2 separate regions of the Homo sapiens genome follow, and region 1 is linked to region 2. A link is a contact called in ENCODE Hi-C or POLR2A ChIA-PET data. All regions are on one chromosome and are shown on one strand. Each heading gives the region's core, a stretch centred on a gene start or an enhancer-like site at or near the end of the contact. The rest is flanking DNA. Distances are from core to core; before and after follow the strand shown. Region 1 overlaps LOC105376892 (a long non-coding RNA gene). Region 2 holds the start of HNRNPR (heterogeneous nuclear ribonucleoprotein R).

What was found. Hi-C counts contacts between places; a loop is a spot of excess contacts on that map. ChIA-PET counts read pairs that join two places held with the same protein, here RNA polymerase II (POLR2A). Pooled maps may share reads with other maps.
Region 1: POLR2A ChIA-PET joins it to region 2 with 10 read pairs in activated CD8-positive, alpha-beta memory T cell. The contact joins the enhancer-like site here to the promoter of HNRNPR in region 2. A Hi-C loop is called at or near these places in 1 of 50 pooled maps. POLR2A ChIA-PET finds 5 or more read pairs at or near these places in 2 of 52 experiments (Panc1 and activated CD8-positive, alpha-beta memory T cell).

The regions. Positions count from the first base shown.
Region 1 is chr1:27,523,320-27,530,387 of GRCh38, reverse strand. It overlaps LOC105376892 (a long non-coding RNA gene), which reads right to left. Exons shown (of 2, transcript NR_188658.1): 2 at 1-102. Among named protein-coding and RNA genes, the nearest start is that of WASF2, 37 kb to the right of the region's middle. RefSeq lists enhancers at 826-1,540, 4,430-4,519, 4,448-5,086, 6,998-7,068 and silencers at 1,930-2,289, 2,310-2,419. Within about 2 kb of position 1,372, at least 19 of the 41 ENCODE cell types and tissues checked have a DNase peak (open chromatin) inside an H3K27ac peak, as active enhancers do.
Region 2 is chr1:23,340,278-23,347,004 of GRCh38, reverse strand. It overlaps HNRNPR (heterogeneous nuclear ribonucleoprotein R), which reads left to right and starts at 2,721. Exons shown (of 11, transcript NM_005826.5): 1 at 2,721-2,794; 2 at 5,988-6,153. The coding sequence starts at 5,997. RefSeq lists silencers at 2,179-2,298, 2,809-3,168, 3,179-3,248 and an enhancer at 2,204-2,788.

The DNA of each region.
Region 1 (7,068 bases), core at 123-2,622, 4.2 Mb before region 2:
GGAGGCCGAGGCAGGAGAATCGCTTGACCTGGGAGGCATAGGTTGCAGTGAGCTGAGATCGCGCGACTGCACTCCAGCCTGCGTGACAGATCCAGACTCCATCTCAAAAACAAAAAAACAAACAACAAAAAAAGTGAAAATCCTCTCTACTCCCATCCCTGGCTATAACCCCTGTGTCAACACTTGTTAGTCTATTCATGTACATAAGGGGTTCTAGATCCTAGAAAGGAATTGCCTGGAGAGCTTCAAAATGCCGATGCCCAAGTCCTACCCCAAAATATTCCGATTTTATGGGTCTGGGGTGGGGCCTGGGCATGGGGATTTTTGAAAGCTTCTTGGGTGGTTCCAACACACAGCCCACTGGATAACCTCTAATTGAGCTGTTGAGCTGAGTGTCACACACACCTGTATTTAGTGTACTGTCCTAGGTGTGTGTACACTGTGATATCCATTAGCGTTTTTCACTCTGAGTGGCTGTCAGTTACTATGGGTTCTCCCCCACACCAGAGACCTGGTATGAACATATTTATTCAAACATTTCTTAAGCACCTTCCAGGCACCGTCGAAGGCACTTGGGGAGTCAACAGTGAGCAGGACAGTCAGGGGCCCTGCCTTTGAGTGTCTAATCTGATGGAATTGACAAATTTAGTCATGCGTTTTTCCCTGTGAGTAGCAGGGGTTCGAGCCCCTCGAGGGTTGCTGAGAGGGGGAAAGAGGGGTGGACATCTGACCCTCACACCTTAGGACGGGGAGAGACTTTCTGGTGTGGCTGTGTATGCTGGGTCTTCTGGCCCTGTGTGGATGAGATTGAGAGAGGGAGGCCCAGGGCATGTTTCTGGGCTTGAATGAGTGTGGCTGGCTGTGTGGCATGTGTGTAAAGGTGTGCATGATTTGGGCCTGTGAAAATGTGGACGGTGGTGGTGGGGAGAGGAGGTTTTGAATGGAGGGGGGCTGTGTACAAGGTAGGCACTAGCCCAGTGCGTCACACAGATGCGCACATGCATGTACACGTGTCCACACACACACAGCCAGCTGTGAGGAGGAGGCTGGCTTCCAGTCCCAGGGCCAGGAGAACTCTGCTTTGGGTATGTGGGGGAGGCACAGCTGGGGCTGGAAACTCTAGAGTGGGAGGGAGGGAGAGAGGAAGGGAGGCTGAGGAGCCGCATCCTTGATCTCTTCTGTTTCTGCAGTTCCGGACGCCGTGCTCTGGGTCTCTGTGTGCCTCTGAGTCTCCCTCTCTCTAATGTCCGGATCTTGGCATCTCTGTGCCTCTCTTCTCCGTCTTGGGCTTTGAGGCTGATCACGTGACTGGATCTCCACCTCTCCAGCCTACTTGGCTGTGTCTCCCTCCATGTCTCTGTCTCTGCCTCCATGTCTGCCTCTGCCTCTGCCTCCGTGTCCTTCCCTGTCCTTGCCAGGTGGGGGGAAGGGGGCCCAGTGCTCAGGGAGCAGGTGTCGGCTCACTCAGGCAGCAGGGAGTGAAGCCGAGGAGGGCAAAGAGCCAGCAGCCCCTGGACACACAGCCACACTCCAGGAGACGTGGGGCACTCACAGGAACACACAGTGATATGCATGGAGAGAGGGGCTCCTGAGGGCACTTACAGGGACATAGACGTACAAAAGTCCACACACAGCCACACCCGAAACACTCAGGGATGCCAGACAGATATCCACGGGCCACACACAGACACAAAGGCGCACACACAGGTACTCATTCTGGCACACACGGACATCCAGAGTCGCCGACACACCCAGGGCGTTCCTCCTGGGGAAAACCCAGAGACATGGACGCGCACACGGACACACACACACCCCTTGGGCTCGTACAGACACAGATACAGAGGCACAGGTACGCTCGGTTAACTGGCAGTCACTCAGGCACTCGGGGCTAAGGAGGCAGATGAGCACAGACAGGCACAGACCCTCCAGGACAATCGGAGACCGACATAAAAGCACAGCAGGCCGGCCGAGGGACCCACTGAGGGGCACACCCAGGCGCGGGCAGAACGTCCTCAAGGACACACTCCTCCCTCGGGCCTCACTCTGGAGCACCTGGGGACACGCCCATGGGCGGCTGCACGGGCGGCAGGACGCCCCAGCGCACCTGGCGCCCCCGGCGTTCCCCTAGGCGCCCGAGCCGAGTGTGCGTGCGTGCCCGTGCGCGCCGCCACCTGTGGGAGGAGAGGTGCGCGCTGCGCCCGGGGCTGCCCGCCTAGCGCTGCGCGGGGGGAGCTGTTGCCATGGCGCGCAGAGCGCGGCCGCATACTAATGGGGCGGCCACGGGCGCTGCCCCCACAGCTGCCCCCCTGCCGGCCGGGCTCCCTCCTCCAACTCCTTCCTCCGGCTCCAGCCAAGTCACCCCGGGGCTGGCGGCCCTGGCCCACGCACCCCACCCGGTGGGCCTGAGCCCCTTGCCTAAGGCCTAGGGGCCCTCGCCTCCCCTTTCCCGGCAGAGAAGTCCCAGGCCGGGCAAAGGGCGGCGCTGGGGCCGGCGAGGGCGAGGGCGACGGCGAGGGCGAGGGCCTGGGCGCTGCGGGGGCTGCCTGGCCCGGACTCAGGCACCAAGCGGGCACGGCAGCTGGGAGCGCAGGTGCTGCCCTGGAAATGGGGTGGTTGTCCTGGGAGGGGGCGGGACAGGGGAAATAAAGGGGGAATTTAACCCTTCCTTCCCCCAGGCTTGGCTGGGGAGGGGAGAGGCCTTGACCAAGCCCTGCGCCATCTGCCTCCAGCGTCTCTCCAGTCCTGGTTGTGGCTGCACTGAGGGTCCCCATCCCTCAGGACGTGCTCCTCATCACTCCAGGCCCTAAAGTGACTGGTGAAGTTAGGGGTGTGTGAAGTGCCCCAGGACTAGGTGGAGGGGGTGGTGGCACGTGAAGGGTTAATACGTCCTCATACCTTGATTCCAGTCCCGGAGCTGCCCTGACCCCCTACCCCCTCAGTCCCGCTGTGTTAATTGGCGCGGAGGGGTGAGGCCTATCCTGGCGTGGGGGGAGCCAGCAGAGGGTTTGCAGGTAGAGGCAGTGGGAGGGGGCCTAATGGAGGGGGGAGCCAGGCGGTTGCCTAGCAACCCCACAGCTGTCTGTTGACCTAGAAGAAGCTGCGCCGTCTTGACACAGCTGGTGTTTACATGTAACCGAGGCTCTGGCTTAGCGCTTGCTTGGAGGAAAGCTGAGGTAGGGCCCTCGTGGCAGCCTGGCCCCGGCCCCCGGCTGTCGTGGGCTCCCTGCCTGCCTGCCCTCTTTGCTTCAGCTCCCACCTGAAGTCCAACGGAGAAAGAGTGGGAGAGCAGATCTCAGGGTTGCAGGCTGTGGGGCTGGGGAAAGTTGCTGAACACACACACACATACACACACACACACACACACACACACACACACACAATGCCTGAGGCCTTCCACACAGAAATGGTGGGAGATTAGGAAAAGCAGAGGCAGATTCCAACCCACATGGAAAACACCAACATACAGAGGGACACGTGGCCCTACAGACCTGCAAAATCAAACTGACCTAGGCACGCAACACAGGCACGGAGGTACCGCAGACATAATGACAACCAGGAAGACAGACACACAGACACACAGAAACATGGTAATTGAAACACTGACACACAGATGCACCTACATACACCTCCATACACAGAACAAACAGGCACTGACCTTCTGACAGAGACACACACCCGAGCACATTGACACACAAACAGAAACCCCCCATGGTGACATCAGCAACTCCCACATGAATGCAGAGTCCATCCCTGCTAGTATCTGCAGGCCTGCACAATGAAAGGCAGAAACCCACATACACAGTCATCCATGTGCACACACAAGAACACAGAGAAGGTCGGGTGTGGTGGCTCACGCCTGTAATCCCAGCACTTTGGGAGGCCGAGGCGGGCAGATCACCTGAGGTCAGGAGATCGAGACCATCCTGGCTAACATGATGAAACCCTCTTGCTACTAAAAATACAAAAAATTAGCCGGGTGTGGTGGCACACGCCTGTAGTCCCAGCTACTCGGGAGGTGTCAGAGCGAGACTCCGTCCCCCCCTCCAAAGAAAAAAAGAACACAGAGAAACATACAATACACTCAACTTGTACCGATTGACCACAGTGCCCAAGGCAGGCAGTCGCTGACACCACTGATGCAGGCAGGAGCCCGACATGTGGAGAGGCACAGGTCCCCAGAGGACCACGGGCCCTGACATGTCCCACCTGCACCCACACAAGTACCCATAGCACAAACACGTGCCTGCCTAGGGTGTGGTGTGGGCAGAGCTGAGACTCCTCCCTACCCACAAGCTCATCATCACAGCAGATCTGCCCTGGGGTCAGAGGGCCCTAGTGGCCCCAGAACCAGAGCCCAGTGAAGCCCTGTCTGGCCTGGGCTGCATCCGTAACCCTCAGGCTTAGGGAGGAGACAGCACCAGCCTTTTCCCTGGGAGCCCCTGGCCTGAAGGAGACAGAGCTCTGTCCCCTGGAGTCCCTGGATGGGCAGAAGAGGCACAGACCTGCTCTGTGGAGCTCCAGTCTGATGGGGGCCATATCTCCTTGCCAGGTAGACAGACACACAGACACACACAGCTCCTGGGGGGTTCTTGAGGGCTTCCTGAAAGAGGTGAGCCTGAAGCCTGGCTTTGGAGCCCAAGAGGAAAGGGGGAAGGGTGTGTACGAAGGAGGGCCTCCCTTCCTTCCCCTGTGCCCCGCCCCCTCATCCAGCAGTTCCTCCTCCCCGCAGGGCCCAAGGGGCCGGCTGGGGCCCCACAGTCCCATCAGCCCAAGCAGTGAGCAGAAGGAGGAGAGCAGATATTTTTAGCTTCTCTGCCACTGACATTTCGCAGCAGGCGACCTGGGGTGAAGCTGAGTGAGTGCTGAAGGCTGGGAGAAGCCGACAGCGCCTTCCCACCCCCATGTACAAGCACACACAACTGTGCATGCACACAGTTGTGTGCAATGCTCACAGACGTGGCCCAGCTTCAGGTACACAGTCACACGCCTAGACACACATGCACCTGTGCACGTACTTGGTTCATAGGCCACTTATGCTAGAAACCTCACACACTCAAGACACAAAAAATTTATCCATTCACACACCCAGACACACACGCACGATTCATACACCTAACACACTTCCCACACCCTGCCAAGCATGCACACTTTCATTCATCATTCATTGGAGAAATATGTATACAGTGCCTACTAAGTGTTGGGCCCTATTCTGGACACTAGGAATAGATTAGCAAAATAGTTAGCAAAATAGATAAAAATTTCAGTCCTAATAGAGTTTACATTCTGACAGGGGAAGTTTGACAATAAACAAAAAATAAAAAATAAAGTATAGCCTTAAGAACCACAAATATAGGCCAGGCACGGTGGCTCGCACCTGTGATCGCAGCCCTTTGGGAGGTCGAGGTGGACAGATCACTTGAGGCCAGGAGTTCAAGACCAGCCTGGGCAACATGGCAAAACCCCGTCTCTACTAAAAATACAAAAATTAGCCAGGCGTGGTGGCACACACCTGTGATCCCAGCTACTCGGGAGGCTGAGACACGAGAATTGCTTGAACTCAGGAGGCAGAGGTTGCAGTGAGCCGGGATCCTGACACTACACTCCAGCCTGGGTGACAAGAGTGAAACTCCATCCAAAAAGAACGACACATATAACCTAATCCCCCAAAATACACAACCGCACATGTGAACAGCTTCCTAATATTCACTGCTCCACAAATACACACAACTGCACACACAACCTACAGGCAAGACTCATACAGGTAACTCCACACATATACCTCAAGACAATTACAAACATGTATACACATCCACACTTATATGCAGTTACACATTTAACATGTAAATACTTAAGCAATTCAAACACATGGTACATATTCATCCAGACACACACACACACACACACACACACACACACACCACACACAATTGTACAGAGCTATACAGTTCACCTGCCTACATACACAGGATACAGCCTCCCCAAGAACATGTAAGGCAGGTTCACACAAATCCTTCCACACATAGACAACCACTCCCTGCCGGTCATAGACACACATTCCTGCAGTCCTTCCCCTCCCCACTGAAATCCCAGCTTGTCTGCCACTGGGTCATGTATGTTCATAGGTGTCCACACAGAGTCCTAGCGTACTCGCAACCTCACGCACACTCTCAACAACCCTGCTGCAAAGAGACCACACACACTAAGTCAACGCATGCCCAGGTTCATGCCCCCTAGGTACCTGCAATCCCCTCCCTCCTTTTCCCATGAGGGCAGTTCGGTCACTGCACCCCACACCTGCACCCCGAATACTGACCCCAGGACTCCAACCCAGCTGCCCCCAGGGTTTGGGGGTTGGGCCCAGACCCTACAGGAGCCCTGGGGTCCTCTCCCCAAGGCCCCAAGAGGCAGGACTCAGAGTCTCTGAGCTCAGAGCTCGCCCCTGTGCCCAGGCTGGAGGTGGAGGTAAAGGGCAGCCTGGGCTTCTCAGCTCTGCCGCCAGTGCCCTCCCCTTGCTCTTCTCTCCTCCTTCCTCTCGTCTCAAATTCCTTTCGTTCTGTTTCTCTGTCTCCCCATCCCACCCCTATCTCTCCAATAGCCCTTGGCCAAAAACCAAGCCCTCTTCTCTTCCGTATTCTGCCAGAGGGTATTGAAGCCCTGTGACAAACAGATGGACTAACAGGCAGACAGACATATCACTTGGGCAACAAAAGCAACACAAAAAAGAGGTCGTTGTCATATCCCGAAGACCTGGGAGGAAGAAAAGATAAATGGACCAAGGGAAAGATAAGACTAAGTGGCCCATGGGCCAACATGCACAGCTAGGAGAAGGAGCCCTGGATTCCAGTCCTGGTTCTGCTGTGTGACCCTGGATCAGCTGCTGCTCCTCTCTGGGTCTTTTCTGCCTCTGTACAAACAGGGAGTTGCGGTAGGTGTTTTTTTGAGGCAACAGGACTCTCAAAGACACTGCAGCAGTTGTATAAACAGGGAGAGGAGCTGGGGGCCTTGAGGGCCTGGTTAGAGCCATAAAAGCCCCTCCCCAGAGGCTCTCCACAGCCTCTTCCCCGCCCT
Region 2 (6,727 bases), core at 1,472-3,971:
AAAAAATAAAAAAATAAGCTGGGCGCGGTGGCTCATGCCTGTAATCCCAGCACTTTGGGAGGCCGAGGCGGGCGGATCATGAGGTCAGGAGATCAAGACCATCCTGGCTAACACGGTGAAAACCCCGTCTCAACTAAAAAAAAAAAAAAAAAAAAATTAGCTGGGCATGATGGCAGGCTATATAGTCCCAGCTACTCGAGAGGCTGAGGCGGGAGAATGGCATGAACCCGGGAGGCGGAGCTTGCAGTGAGCCGAGTTCGCGCCACTGCACTCCAGCCTGGGCGACAGAGCGAGACTCCATCTCAAAAAAAAAAAAATAAAAATAAAATAAATAAAAAATAAAAAAGTAAAACCTTACTATATCACGAATGTGTTTTAAAATATATTTCCTAATTGTATTTCAATATAAATGGTTTCTTTCGTATTGCTCTGTATTTTGTTTCATGCATTTAAAAACTGAGAAGAGATTCATAGCTTTTACCAGACTTCCAAATGGCACAAAATAGGTTAAGAATTATGGCGCTAGAGGCAGATTTATGTGAAGCTAGTAAAATTTAAGCTTCAGGCTGGGCGCCTGTAATCTCAGCACTTTGGGAGGCCGAAGCAGAAGGATCATTTGAGGCCAGGAATTCAAGACCGGCCAAGACCGGCCTGGGCAACATAGCGAGATTCCCTCCGCACCTCCCGTGTCTCTATTAAAAAAAAAAAGTTAAGCTTCGGGGTCCTCCCTCACTTTTACAATGCCCTTCCAAGACTCTGTTCCTAAATTTGTATTCGTCATTTAATATGATTTTTCTTAAAGACTCCCAACATTTCTTTCTTTCCTTCTTCCTTTCTTTTCCTTTTCTTTCCTTTTCTTCTCTCTCTCTGTCTTTCTCTCTTTCTTTCTAGAAGGAGTTTCACTCTTGTCGCCCAGGTTGGAGTGCAATGGCGCAATCCCGGCTACTGCAACCTCCGCCTCCCGGGTTCAAGCGATACTCCTGCCTCAGCCTCTCAAGTAGCTGGAATTACATGCACGCGCCACCACGCTCGGCTAATTTGTGTATTTTTAGTAGAGACGGGGTTTCACTATGTTGGCCAGGCTGGTCTCGAACTCCTGTGCTCAAGTGATCGTCCACTTCGGCCTCCCTAAGTGCTGGAATTACAGGCGTGAGCCACCGCGCCCGGCCTAAGACTCCCAGCATTTCTGTAAATCTCACACCCCATAACACAAAACTTGGATCTACCCAGAGATTTAACTTGGTACTGGGCACATAGTAGTCGTTTTCAATATTTCTTTTTCTTTTTTTTTTTTTTTAAGACGGAGTTTCGCTGTTGTTCCCTAGGGTGGAGTGCAGTGGTGCGATATTGGCTCACTGCAACCTCCGCCTCCCGGGTTCAAGCGATTTTTCTGCCTCAGCCTCCGGAGTAGGTGGGTTTACAGGCACGTGCCACCACACCGGGCTAATTTTTGTATTTTTAGTAGAGGCAGGGTTTCACCATGTTGATCAGGCTGGTCTCGAACTTCTGACCGATACACCCGCCTCGGCCTCCCAAAGTGCTGGGATTACAGGCATGAGCTACCACGCCCCGCCCGTTTTCAATAATTAAATATAGGTTTGTAGGTTCTGAGAAATTTAATCATCCTTGAGTGCATCTGGAAATCTGCAGACCACTGCTTGACTTCCTCCACTTCCTAAGGGTGGGGCATTGGAGTTTGGGGTTGGGAAAAAAGCGCTTGCACCACAGAAGTGAGTTCGGAAGGTTTCTATGAGACGAGACAGGTTTGGACTAAGGACAGGGAACAAATCAGTAGGAATGGCAGGTGAGAAATAGGTTTAGGACTAACACGAATTATAGTGTCCTTTGGGAATTACCCCTTTCCCCTGCATGGCTCTTTTGGCTTCAGAGATGTATATAGCTGCTTTATTTTATGAATATCAAGTAGCTCCAAACCCTGTGGGGAAAAGCTCCCTGCTCTATCACTTGTGTTACACATTGCTTTTGAGTCATTTTAACGATTTCCCTCACAGTCTGCCACCAACGATGTGTGGACGGCAGCCAGGGAGGGAAAGAGGCATTTCTCCGATCGTTCCAAGGAATGATTATCTAGACAAAATCCTCAGCAAAATGACGAGCCAAATCATCCTTAAATCGTGTGCTCACTAGAGGCGAAAAGATGACCGAAAGAGGCCCGAACGCGTGGCTATGGGCGTGTCTGGGGGGAACGCCGGCCGCGGGGGTGCGAGGGAGGACTCGGGGGCTAAGGGCGGCCGGTGGCGGGACGCAAGCGCCATGGCGGAGCTGGGCCAGTGCTGACCATAGGGGGCGGGGCTCCGGAGGCGGCCACGCGGCGCGAGGCCTAGATTTTCGGCCTCGCATCGGCGGCAGACGAAGAGGGAGGAGCTTCGTCCACCCAGGACCCAGCGCCCCCAAGCCTTGCAGCCACCAAGGGCTTCCACCACAGACCCCTTTGTGTGCCTGCCCCCGCCCCGGAGGCGCCCCAGCCAGGGGCGCTGAGCACCCTCATTGGTTCAGCCGGCAGCTTCATCGATTGGCTCTCGAGTCGTCCGGCGTGGTCCGTTTTGCCTGGATACTACTGGTCGTCTGAGCTGCCTGTCAGGCCGCCTCGCCAAGCGATTGCCCCGTAGCTCGGAGTCCCTGGAAGCAGTTCCGGGAAACCCCGCGTGCTGCCGGGATCGCGTCTCAGTCCATCAGGGGGGGGAGGGGGTGGCGCGCGCGCCATTTCTAGTCGTTTTCAAAGCGCCTCGCGCTGATTCTCACGGGCCCGGCTGCCGGCCCCCGCTCTGCCCTGGTGAGTCTCGCGCCGGCCCGTGGGGGGAGGGGCCGGGAGCCCCGATGCGACCCGACTCAGCCCGGGCTCCGTGCCTGGTCCCGTTTCGTTTGCGCTCCGAGGCCCCGGGGTGGGGGTGGGGACGGGCTGGGGGCGGCTTCGGTCTAGTCCGCCCGCGCGGCTGTGGGCCTAGCCCGGCCGAAACGCTTCTCGCCCTCGCTCTTCCTCCCCCCGCCCCTTTAGCCCGCGGTCCGGCCCGCTGGGCGCTCTCCGCGCGGCCTGCTGGGGCCGGCCGTGCTTTTCCCGCCTCCGCTCGCTGCTCCATGCGGCCGGATCCCGCGAAGGGCCTGAGGCGCCCGCGGCCCTGCCGCTTCTCCCCGCCGGAGCCGCTTCGCTCCCGCCGCGGCCGGCCTAGCCCGAGAGGGATGTGCTGATGATCCGGACGGGCCTGAGGGGATGGGGGTGGGGGGCGGAAGGCGGGGTGCAGATCCCAGGGTTATCTGAGCCGGGAGAAAAGTTTTGTGTGAGCAGAAACCGAAAGGCCGATTTGTGTGGGAAGCCTCCCTCCCCTCCCACATTCTGCATGCCGCGGGCTGAGATTTGAAGGAAAAAATGACTACTAGAGGCCGTAGAACTTAGGCTCCAAGCGGCGCCTGAAATGGATAATTCTGAGACTGTCAGAGGCGCACCAAATTGGAAAGGCGATCCTTTTTCTTACACGGTAGTGGCCGTATTGCCAAATTTTTAAAAAAGCCCAGGGCTTCTTGGAAGGTTCAGTCCTTTCACACTACCTGTTTGAGATTTTTGCAGTCCTCAAGTGGCTGAATTGATGTCTCATGAGTCAGTCGTAGGATGAGAGCTCGACACTCCTAAGCCATGAGATAACCGTTAGTCTCATTTCGTTGGTTCTTTTAAAGCCCGTCTCTTAATATGAAGAATTTGCACAGAGAGGTTCAGAAAAAGTCAGGGAGGAGTTAGTGCTGACATCCCGAATCTCCCAGCAGCCCTTTTAAATCTTTAAATGTCTCCTTTTTTTTTGCAAAAATGTTTAGATCAAATGACTCCAGTCACGTTAGTATATTTGCTGCATCCAGAAATATGGTTTGGCTGTGTGGCATTGTGTTGAATGCCACATTTGAATGAGTTTCAAATGGTCTCATATGACATAAAAAGTCTTTTCAAAATGAGCATTTTGTATTTGGCTTGAAGAGAGAGGGCTTTCCTTGATCCGAAGGTTTTATTTTCTGGAATCTAATTATTTTACGGTTTTTTTGTTAAAATTTACAAACTTTTTTTGAAAATTTTAACCAATTTCAGTATCAACTTGTAGAGCCTTTGCAATGAAATGGTAGGCATAAATATTTCTGTCTTGTACTTAATACACAACTTGTCTTTTTGCTTTACACATACTTAAAAACCCCACCTTAACAGATGTTCATTGAACTTTTCTGTTAAAAATTTGCCTCTTTTCTGTGACTGATAGTATTCCTAGGTACAATGCTGTAAGGGTCTTGTGATACTGAGAACTTTTGAGTTCTGATGATCTTAAGGTAGTATGTGGGGATGGGGGAGCATGGGAAAACAGAACCTTATGTTCGCAAGGAGATTTTGTGTTTTAGGATGCATCTTTATAGAAATAGGTCGTGTTAATCAGTAAACGTATTCATCTCACACAATACAGTTTCTTGATCAAAAGTGTGACATTTCGAATGTTTCCGTTTTTGCTAGTTCATCAGAATTTGAAGCTTGTCTTGAGAAACATCCACCCAGAATTTAACCACAGTCTGCGTCTATTAAGGGCTATCGAGTCTTAATAGTGTTTTGTAATTGTGAGGAGTCATGTTTATCTCATTTTCAGAGTAATCCTTTGCATTTTCTTCTTCTTCCTACTCTCTATTACCTCCTTCCCCTCTTGGTCTTCCTCCCTCTTTCGTTAACTTCAACTAAGTATCAGTGGACTTTGAAATGAAAAGAAGTTGTTTTAAGCCAGAAAACTGCACCTGGTGCATTTGCACAATGTTCGATAAGCTGTCGGGAAGTGTGGTTATCTTATGTGTCTTAGTACTTTGTAGGAGACTTGTATTTTCTTTATAGATGACTAGGTATCTTGAGTTTCATCAAGAAAAGTAGGCTTTTTCTTGAGATCCACCTTTATGTCTTTTATTTAGTATGTGTTGCAATGTCTTGTTCTGCTGCCTATTATCTTCATCACATTGTAATTTCACCACAGACAAATGCACTTTAATTCCCTGTCTTTTGAGGCAGTACACAGACTGGCCTTGTATGGTTTATTGTTTACTCTCTCTCTTCAGGGAGTCAGTCCATTTCAGCATTACCTACAGGCTGAATGTACAAAATTATTTTTGATAGGTTAATCTGAGAAATCTGGCTGAAGTTTAGCCTAATTAGGTAACGGTTTTTGAAATATTTGGAAGAAGTTGTCCATTCTTCAGTATGTTTTTACATCTTTATTTTACTGATATGAAAATTTCAACATGTACTCTTTTTTTTTAAGAAGCAACCTAAACTATAGCTCACTTAGTATTTTATTTGGACTGAAAACAATTGTTTCGCTTTTAAACTTGGTCATTTTTTCTTTTAAATCTGTGGGAATAGCGAATTAATCTTAGAACAAAAATTAATGTCAAGTTGGTTTTTTTTTGTTTTCGTTTTGTATTGTTAGGTGGAGAAAACCCAAACCACCAGCATGTTGAACTAGAGAAAACAGGGCACTTATTTCACACCGATACTGTATTTGAAGCAGAGCCAGGAAAATTTGAAAGTCCTTAAATCTTGATTAAGTGGTCTGTGGGTGTTCATTCTGTTTTTAAAACAAAACTTTTTAAAACTGTGTAAGACCCGAGAGCTGAGGGGCTTTTTAGTAAAGGATTTTGTAGTGATTTTGATCTTTTCACCAGGACAGAACAGCTGCTTTTGTTAATCAGCAATTCTACCTTCAGTAAATTAAAGCCTTTATCTTACCCGGTGTACATGAAGTTCCTTAAAGATCTAATGCTTCCATGTACATTTTCTATGGTTTTACAGGATTATTATTGCCAATTTAGGTCAGATACATCACAGGAGGAATAAATTATTATTTTGATAGAGGTTATTAGCAGCATGTATACAAATTAGTTTAGATAAATCATGCATTGTCCTACAAACTAGTTATTTCTGGCTTAATGTAATATAGCTCCTGAATTTTTTCCAGCAGCATAATAAAATGGCTAATCAGGTGAATGGTAATGCGGTACAGTTAAAAGAAGAGGAAGAACCAATGGATACTTCCAGTGTAACTCACACAGAACACTACAAGACACTGATAGAGGCAGGCCTCCCACAGAAGGTGGCAGAAAGACTTGATGAAATATTTCAGACAGGTATAATATGCATTTCTTGTTTCTGACTGGTTATGAAAGTGAGGGCAAACCACTTTGAATTTTATAGTTTTTTAAGGTTAAATAATACTTATTGTTTCTGATCTGTAGAGCTGAATGTTTGTTACTTTCCCTTCATTGAAGGCATATTGGGTTTGACTTTGATACTCTTATTTCATTATTTTGAAGCCTTCTTAGTGTTGAATATGCAGTCTTAGTTGTTTCAGAACAGCACATCGATTTGTCTTAGATTTACCACCCATAAAAATGTATGTTTCTGCATACCAAATTTTACATTTTTTTCTTAATCAAAATCAGTCATCATTTTGCTTTTGCTTTTCTACTTTTACCTTCTTAAAGTGATTGTTAAATCAGCTTAGGTCTGATTAGGTGGCATAACAAGAGGATAGCTGTATCGTCTGAAACCATAATAAATGTCAGACTCCTTGAGAGTTTGTGGCTTGTCTAGTTTCTAATAGAAATCCACATCTCTCCGTAATTTGGAAGTGTTTGGTTGTAACAGCTGCTTCTTTTTTTTTTTTTTAATCCAGAAGTGCCATGGTTAAGTGCTTAAGCA